Linked DNA regions of Mus musculus: region 1 is linked to region 2. A link is a contact called in ENCODE Hi-C or POLR2A ChIA-PET data. All regions are on one chromosome and are shown on one strand. The core of a region is the stretch at or near the end of the contact, and the rest is flanking DNA. Distances in the headings are between cores, read along the strand shown.

Region 1 (4,531 bases), core at 3-2,502, 270 kb before region 2:
CTTTAAAAAATTATATTTATCTTGTGTGTGGTGCACCTGCCATTGGCCATGTGTAGAGATCAGACGAACTTCTGGGAGTCAGTTTTTCTGCTCCCAGCGTTTGGGTATCTAAGACAGAACTTGGGTTCCCAGTCTTGGCTGCACCTGCTCTTTCCTGGCTGAGCCCTCCCACCAGCAGGTCTGCTGTTGTCTTACTACTCTGATGGTTAATGGATGGACTTCAAACTATTACTGAACACGTTCAAAATGAGGGGGACTTCTTTTTTTTTAAGATGCAAATCTGTACATGTATTATAAAAGGAAAGGCTTGTAGATTTCATTCAGATCCTAAGAGGTAGTCTAAAAGATGGTGGTTTCAAACATTTTTCATCTGTGAGATCTTGTTTATTGTACTACAAAACAGCATGGTTCTTCCAACTGTCTTCTCATCTATGAAATGAAAACTGAAAACTAAGACGTTTTACTAAGAAAGCGTTCAATGATAGAGCACATGTGCCACAGCGTTGCACAGTGCCACTACAGGAAGCAAGTCCATCCTTAGGATGGACGGACAATTCATAGATACTGCTTTTATAGCATTCTGTGATTTTCATATCTCTATCCTGGGTCCTGTACCAAGGCGAGGTGAGGGCTGGGGGGAAATCCCTCCCTTCCAGAAGCTAATTATCCAGTTGAAGCTATGAAAGATCCCAAGCAGGATGGACTAAATCCATAAATAAAAGCTTGTGGGTTTGAATAGACACATGATCAATAAATACTACACGTATGCGTTACGTCCTCATGGCATGGAAAGGCAGATGGAAACAGGCAATCTCTCCTCCCACTAGACAAACACTGAGCAGTCGGGCCTTTTGTTTTTTTTTTTTTTTTGTTTTGTTTTGTTTTGTTTTTGTGAGAGGGATCTATCTTTTGTGCAATCTGTTTAGTATACAGTGCATGCTCGGGGCACTCCTTATCTTCGTGCTGGGAACAAAGTACACACACCCCTTTTCTGAAACACAGGGCCTAGGATCTCCTAGAGCTGGATGGGCTCCCGGGCTGTGGGACCACACAAAAGGGGCGCTTCGCCTGCTCGCAGGCCCCCACACCCAGGTTCTCGGGTCGCGGGTTCGCCTTCAGGGTCCTTCAGCCCCGCCTCTGCGAGTGCCCTCCCCAGCCTCTGGCGCGCACCCCTCCTCATCCGCGGGCAGCCGGAAAACCCGGAGCGAACCGGCCCGGGCCAGCGGCGCATGCTCAGTTGCGAGCAGGTTCAGTTTGCTAGTAGGAAGCTCCGGCGCTACACCGGCGGCGGCAGCGGCAGCGGTAGCAGCAGCGGCGGCGACGGCCAAGCGGCCGGATTCCCCGGCAGCGACCTCGGGCCCTCCCCGTTCCCCACCGACCCCTGCTCCCGCTTCGTCCCGTTCTGGGCCTCTCGCTTGAGTTCCCCGCTGGCGAGCGGGCGCCACCGGCCGGAGCGTCCATCCACGCGCCGTCTCTCGGCGGGCCAGGCCGTGCCGGGGAGCGCAGCCCCGGCGGAGGGCGGCCCGGGGCGGAGCGGGGGGCCTGCCCCGGGGCGGTGGTGCGGGATGCCGCCGCCGCCGCCGCCGGGTTGCGTTGGCTCTCGGCGAGCGGCGCGCGTGTCGGGTGGGTGTCCGGCCGCGGGCCTCGCCCCCCAGACTCCTCGCCAGCGCTAGCCGGGCCGCGCGGCGCCCCGAGGGGGCCGGGCCGTGCACGGGCTGTGGCCCTTCTCCGCGCCGCGAGCCGCCGCCCCTCCGCCCGCCCCGAGGCGCCCCGCGGGCACCATGCAGGCGCAGCAGCTGCCTTACGAGTTTTTCAGCGAGGAGAACGCGCCCAAGTGGCGGGGGCTGCTGGTGCCTGCGCTGAAAAAGGTAGGGGCGCGGAACCCGCTTCCCGGCCGCAGTCCGCGCGGGGCTGGGCGAGGGTGGGGAGGCGGGGCGCCACTGTCGTCTTTCTTCCCGGTCTCGGATCTCGGGGAGGTCTGCTCGGGCTGCGAGGTTCCCCGCGTCCGCTGCTCCAGCTGTTGACACTCGCCCGGGGTGCGTGGGAAGGCCGCACACAGTCGGGGAGGGTTGGTCTGGATCATCCAAGCGCGGAGGCGGGGGTTGGAGGAGCCTCGGTTTTCCGTGGAGGTCAACGAAGGCCATTGCCTACCTTCTCGATCTTCCGAACTGCGGTCAACCTCTCGTTTTAGGAGTCCGGTACTCTCACTGGCTCGAAAGTGCCTTGGCCACAGTGCTTGCCTAAGTAATTGCGAGGTTGCCTGCCAGCAAGAACATGGCCTGCTCGGCTGTGCTCGTCCTCAGTCATAACTCCCCGTTTTCTTGACCCCCTCCCCCATTACAGCGGTGATGCACATGCCACTGTATTCAGATTGGTTCTTTTGAAGTGTCTGAGAATCTTTGAACGTCATTTGGTTTGGTGTTTTGCATCTTTTTATTTGGAAATGTTGCTACATTTTAAAAGCTTCTAAAGCAACTGTCTGTCCTTTGGTTAGGCATTTTGGATTTTTGTTTGCCAGTGGTTAAAGTTATTCGTGAATGTTGCTACATTTTAACAGCTTCTACAGCAACACTTAGTGACATAGTAAATACTGTACTAAGACATCTGAAACAGGTGTGCTTGAATGGATTTTAAAACAACCAGATTGGTTTTTGTTTTCATTTGCCTTACCTGTAGAAATTGTTTTACAATTTAATCTCCCATTTCTTGTTGCTCAGATGATTTTCGTGCTATCTTTGCTAAAATGCAGTTTTGTTACTACTGAGTACCTGGCGTTTACTGTGCCATTATGCAGAGCCTTTCTATTTTACCAGAAAGTCTTGAAAGGTATTTCATACTCCCAGAGGCCAGTACCTTTCAGTTTCTCGTCTGCCCTGTTCTCCCCTTCCCCTCTTGGTATGTTATGTGGAAACTGTTGGCTTTGTTGGAAGACTTTGCTTTTATCTTTCAGACTTAGGTTCCTGCGCTTTATCCTCAAGTGTCTCCCTACTTACAAACCTCTGTATGTTTTCTAAGAAAATCAAAGAGACCACCTTGTTGTGCATCCTTAATGACTCCATGAGACTTCAGTCCATTTCTACATTGGCTTTACCTGCACAATTGCCTGCTTAGCTTGGAGAATTGGAGAAGAATGCCTCATGATGCTAGAAGTTTGGTATTTTGACAGGACAGGATGAAGACAAAAAATTGATTTATATGTACAAAAGCTCTCATAGAACCAGTTTGAGGTATATGGCTTAAAAGCAATAGCTCCTATTCTAAGGAAACCTCCAAAATAACACTCGAGGCTCCTTTAGAATGGTAGACAGAGCATTGTAGAAGTTGGCAGACTACTCTAACTTGCCACTTGGGTGGTCCTTGCTGAAATCTATTTTGTGTGGCTGGCATTGTGGATTTTGTTTTGTTTTTCAATGTATGTAATTAGTCACCAGTTTCTTTTTTTCGAGACAGGGTTTCTCTGCATAGCCCTGGCTGTCCTGGAACTCACTCTGTAGGCCAGGCTGGCCTCGAACTCTGAAATACGCCTGCCTCTGCCTCCCAAGTGCTGGGATTAAAGGCGTGCGCCACCAACCTCCCGGCAGTCACCAGTTTCTTAAAATGAGAACTATCACATAAACTCTGAGGTTTGTTTGTTTTGAATTATAGATGGACTGGCCATACATTTTCACCATCAACTGCTAGAGTTTTGAGTGACTGCTTTCTTTGGAAAGGGTTTTGTCTCCAGTTCATCAGTGTTGCTTGTGTTCTATCGCTTCATGGTTGGTTGGTTTTCCATTTGAAGCAGAGACCTCCCTGTAGAAGTGATATGAAGAGGGAGTTTACAGAGTCTCCCTAATGTGTGAGGTTCTTTCCCTCATTTACATTTCCACCTGCAATGCTCTTAAGACACCCAAGACAAGGTTGGATATATTTCTCATATTCTGAATATGCTCTTTTGTTTTTTTTTTTTTTTCCCGAGACAGGGTTTCTCTGTATAGCTCTGGCTGTCCTGGAACTCACTTTGTACACCAGGCTGGCCTCCAACTCAGAAATCCACCTGCCTCTGCCTCCCGAGTGCTGGGATTAAAGGCGTGCGCCACCACACCCGGCCTGAATATGCTCTTGTAGCTGAAAACTTGAATTATGGTATGTGTGTAGATGTGTCCTTGGACATTTTGTGTCCTTGGACATTCTGTGTGGGTGTCTCCTTATCTTGAGCTCTTCAGACTTTAAACTACTTGCGTAGTGCCCGACTGTGTGTTTTCATACCTGAGGCTTTTTGGATAGCCTGTGCATTTTCTCTGGTCTAATACTATTCAACCCCAGAGATTTTTCTCAACCTAGTGGCCCATCCTAACTCAACAGTGAATTTTAAGTCCTAATTTACTTGTCCATATTCACATTAGCTACCCTATTGGACTTGTTGTACACAGGTGCTAGGCCTTACACCTGTTAGCACTCATTTTGGTTGTTTTGTTTGTTTGTTTGTTTGTTTGTTTTTGTTCTTTTGGTTTTGGTTTTTCGAGACAGGGTTTCTCTTTATAGCCTTGGC
Region 2 (4,902 bases), core at 1,181-3,680:
TTTAATGTGGTAATAGCCAAGATTTTTTTTTAGATTTATTTATTTATTTATTTATTTATTTATTATATGTAAGTACACTGTAGCTGTCTTCAGACACTCCAGAAGAGGGAGTCATATCTCAGGATCGGATGGTTGTGAGCCACCATGTGGTTGCTGGGATTTGAACTCCTGACCTTCGGAAGAGCAGTCGGGTGCTCTTACCCACTGAGCCATCTCACCAGCCCCCAATAGCCAAGATTTAACAACTGTGGCATAATAATAATCACTCAATAGCTTATATTAGCAAATGTTAGAATATGTGTTGACCCAAGTAGATTCATTTAAACTCAAATCTAGAGGCTGGGCATGGTGGCATACACATTTAATCCCAGCACTCAAGAGACAGAGGCAGGTGGGTCTCTCTGAGTTCCAGGCTAGCCTGGTGTACCGAGAGAATTCCAAGATAGCTAGGGCTACTCAGAAAGACTCCAATCTTGAAAAACAAACAAACAAAATCCCAAACAAACAAAAAAGTGGAATTAGACTTTATAGAATTGCTATTCCTTCAGAGAGAATACAAATGTTTATAATTATTGCTCAATGCCTTTCAGAGAGAAGCAGATTAGAAGAATATTTCTCTAGCATGAAAAAAAGCTCTGGGTTGTATACATAGTGAATCTGTGGGAGGCCTGGACTGCAGAAGTTCCTGTGGCAAGCAAACACAGGAAGATTGAGGCAGAACAATATACTGTGTAGTAAGACTGAGGCAGAACAATATACTTCACTGTGTAGAGTTTCTATTTTCTTGCCAGAGATTTTTGTTGAGACACTATAATTTTAAATATTTGAAAATCAACATACATATAAATTAGTAGTACTTAAGAGTCTTTGCTTTTAAAAAGGGGGGGAGGGGCTAGAGATATGGCTCAGCAGTTAAGAGCACTGACTGCTCTTCCAGAGGTCCTGAGTTCAATTCCCAGCAACCACATGGTGACTCACAACCATCTATAAGGTATCTGATGCCCTCTTCTGGTGTGTCTGAAGACAGCCACGGTGTACTCGTATAAATAACAAATGAATCTTTTTTTTTTTTTTAAAAGAGTCTCATGCTTTATTGACCAAGAAGGACTCCTTTAGAGAAAGCACTCCACACCTGAATCCACACACAGCAAATGAAAACGGAGATGAAATACACGTACCTAGGAACTTCCTCTTTTATGTGTAAAATTTCCAACCCTTGAGTATTCCAAGTAGTTACGATGTAATGTTTTTTGTTTTTTGTTTTTTGTTTTTTTTGGTTTGTTTGTTTTTTGCTGGTTGATAAAAAGAACTTGGGCTGGTGAGATGGCTCAGTGGGTAAGAACACTGACTGCTCTTCCTAAGGTCATCCCTGAGTTCAAATGATGAGTTCAAATCCCTGCAACCATATGGTGGCTCACAACCACCGGTAATGAGATCTGACTCCCTCTTCTGGAGTGTCTGAAGTCAGCTACAGTGTACTCACATATAATAAATAAATAAATCTTAAAAAAAAAAGAACTTAGCTCTCTTTTTAGAGTTGAATTTTGGCAAATGCAGAATTCAAAGGCAGATTTTAAGCAACTCAGGGAGACTGATACGTATTGAGTGGCTGAGCTGTAAGGTTTTAAGTAAAAATTCACACACAACTTTTAAAAAATCCAAAGCACTAGAAGGGAAAAATAAATTTGTGCTTCAGATGCAAGAATTGTCTCGGCTCAGTATGCTTGCAAACTTTTACAGTTTTGCCACAACTTTAACATTGCCAGAACCCCTTCTCCACAACCCTATCCCTTTGTTTCAGCAAACCCCCAAGTACTCAGATCAAACTAACAAATTAGTGACTCAGTGCAAAAAGGAGAGGTATTATGCAGACTCCCCGGGGGAAGTCATCCCTTTTGAGGCCCGTGATGCAATAACCATTAGACATAACTGTGGAGTAAGGGTTATTTTCACACTGGTCTTAGTTTAATTACCTCTGTTGAGCCTTAAAGATCACTGAACACAGACTAGGCCAGGTACCCCAAAGGTGGCGACCGGGACAGCAGCGGTTAAATTTTACGGACTTTCACAGAACGGTCTAGTGTACCTGTACTTAGGTTACGGTCGCTGTCAGTTCCTAGATTAAAATGAAGAGGTAAAAGGGTTGGGAGAGGTTAGGAGGACCCACAGGGTTCAGGAAAGGGGAAGGGGAGGGGAGGGAGCAGGAGACCGCCGGAAGGCCACAGGTTTATGGGCAAGATCCCGGCGTTCCCATGGAAACGTATCCCTCCGCTCCGCTCGCAGAGTCTCGCTCTAAGTTCCCTCCGCCCCGCCTCTAGGCTGTTTCCGCCCAGCTTCTTTGTGCCGCGCAGAACGTTGACACAACGCATGCGCAGAAAAAAAGAATCCCCGCCCGCCGCCTATATAAGCGCGACTCCGGCCTCTTCCTTGTAGTGCCGCCGGGATTGCAGGCAGAGGAGGTTGCGCAGCCGCTTCCGTGCTACTCGCGCTGTGAGCATTCCAAGCTAGAGCCGAGTACACGGGCCGGCCATCATGTCACGCTACGGGCGGTATGGAGGAGGTAAGCGGCCAGGGCCCCAGGGGAGGACGGTGCTGCCCGCCGACCGAGCAGAGCGGGGCCGCAGGGGCGGCGCGGCGGTTAGAGACGGTTATTCCGCGTGCGTAATGGCGGCTCCTGCGCACGCTGTACGAAGCCCGAGGCCGCGGGGGCGGGGAGGAGGAGGGCGAGCGGGACTGGAGGGCATGTGTGCCGCTTAGGGCCCGGGCGCTTGGCGCCTTTTGGTCTCTCCTGGACAGGCCGAAGCCTGGCGGGGTCGCCGTGGTGGCGTTGGCCATTTCTCCGCGCTGCCGCCCGCCTCCACCACCCCACCCCCCGCCCTCGGCGGCGGCGGCGGCTGCCATTTTGAGCACATTGATGACCGTGGTGGCGCATTTCCTCAGCGCTTTCCCGCCACTGGAGCCGGGGAGTGATGATGGGCGTTAAGATTCGGGTTGGGCTGGAGACGGAACGAAACCGGCAGCTGCGAGCTGCGCGTCGTCCAACAATTGGTCGGCATGAGGAGTAGCGCGAGGGGAAGACCGCTGCAAGCGGCGACGGCTTTTTTTCTCTCTCTTTTTTTTTCCTTCGCCGTTTCGAGCGTGGCTTCTGGCTCTGGGGCGGGGACTCGGGTGAGCCTGCGCCTGCTGTGGAAGCCGGGAACTGGCTCGGCCCTGATCCTCGCTGTAGACCTCTCCGCAGGCCGGGCCGCCGGAGCCCGCGCGCTGTTGTGCCCGAGGCTGCGGGGACTCGGGGGGCGGGGCGGGCCCGAGCCGGGCCCCACCTCCACCCCGCACGCCTCAAGTCTACCATGCTCCCGCTGCAGTCTCCCAGGGTTTCCTTCCTATAAGAGCGCCAGAACTTGGTCGCAGGTCTGGCTTTCCAGTCTTTCACGCTGTAAGATTTAGTACTTGGTGAAGACCTCTAAATAAAGGGAGCCAGACCTGGTGGTGCACTAGCTGCCTCAGGGAGGTTGAGGCCTGAGAGTCGTTTGAGCGATGTATAGCTAACATAGTTGTAGGGTGGCTCCGAGTAGATCACTTAGCTGGCTCAGAGTCTCCAAAACAAAACGTGTACGTTGCACAGCTCTTTAAGGATGGTCTGTTTTAAAGAAATGAATTCCCTATCACACGTTGAATAACATTTGTTCTGTTTACATTTTTTAAACAGAAACCAAGGTATATGTTGGTAACCTGGGAACTGGTGCTGGTAAAGGAGAGTTAGAAAGGGCATTCAGTTACTATGGGCCCTTAAGAACTGTGTGGATTGCCAGAAATCCTCCAGGATTCGCCTTTGTGGAATTTGAAGACCCTAGAGATGCAGAGGATGCAGTTCGAGGATTGGATGGGAAGTAAGTGGGTTGTTTTTCAAATTTCTTTAAAATATTCCCTCGGGCTGGATAAGTAATCTCGGTGCTAATCATAGACTCTCTGGGGGTGGACCTTATTTTTGATAGTGTCTCTGGCCTATGTTGACCTGGAACTCACCATATAGCTCCGGTGGTGGTTGGAGCCCTCATTCTGTCAGCCTCTCACATGCCTTACCCTTCAGGCACTGGATAACTTAAGATTTAGGACTAAAGGTGGAATTGGCGGGGTTTTGTAAACAAAAGACTAACCGTGTAGAGAGAATGAGCAGTTGACATTTTTTTAATAAATTAATTTTTATTAGATATTTTCTTTATATACATAGCAGTTGATATTTTTAAATCTAGAAGTCACATGTGTATTCTAACATTAGCATTTTCTTATGTTTTGTAGAGTGATTTGTGGTTCTCGAGTGAGGGTTGAACTATCAACAGGCATGCCTCGGAGATCTCGTTTTGATAGGCCACCTGCCCGTCGTCCCTTTGATCCTAATGATAGATGCTATGAGTGTGGTGAAAAGGGACATTATGCTTATGACTGTCATCGCTATAGCCGACGAAGAAGAAGCAGGTATTTAATTAATGAAGGAATGGTTGGTATTCTAGTTAATCAAAGTAATTCTTTTATTAGCAAGGCAGAAACTAGTGTTTTTCTATAAACTTGAATGTTAATTGTACAGGTGTATTTTACAATTTTTGTTTAATTAAAAATGTTACTATATTAATAATCAACCTGGTCAAAACCTTTCAGGTTTCTTCGTTTGAGTCAGTCGCCTTGATTCAGAATGTCACGAGCCTTATGATATCATGCTGAGGCGCCTTGCAAATCCGACAATTAAGATCCTCCTAGACCTTGAGGTGATCAGCATAAGAGGCCAGATCCCCTCGAGTCATCTACACCTAGCTTCACCTTATTCTTTAAAGGGCAGAAAATTTGAGTCGGTGATCGCCGTAACAGTAAATTTGGCTTACAATTGGGGCCCCCTCCGCTTTAGAAAGA

The links. A loop is a pair of places that touch in the nucleus more often than their neighbours do. ChIA-PET counts read pairs that join two places held with the same protein, here RNA polymerase II (POLR2A).
Region 1: a loop to region 2 is called in a map of gastrocnemius, with 5 times the contacts of the local background. The contact joins the promoter of Sos1 here to the promoter of Srsf7 in region 2. A Hi-C loop is called at or near these places in 3 of 37 maps with a recorded cell type or tissue (gastrocnemius, heart and left cerebral cortex). POLR2A ChIA-PET finds 5 or more read pairs at or near these places in 4 of 5 experiments (Patski and embryonic stem cell).

The regions. Positions count from the first base shown.
Region 1 is chr17:80,477,174-80,481,704 of GRCm38, reverse strand. Sos1 (SOS Ras/Rac guanine nucleotide exchange factor 1) reads left to right here and starts at 1,252. Exons shown (of 22, transcript NM_009231.2): 1 at 1,252-1,868. The coding sequence starts at 1,782.
Region 2 is chr17:80,204,833-80,209,734 of GRCm38, reverse strand. It overlaps Srsf7 (serine and arginine-rich splicing factor 7), which reads left to right and starts at 2,430. Exons shown (of 8, transcript NM_146083.2): 1 at 2,430-2,560; 2 at 3,707-3,887; 3 at 4,297-4,473. The coding sequence starts at 2,533. It also overlaps a transcript of Gemin6 not described here.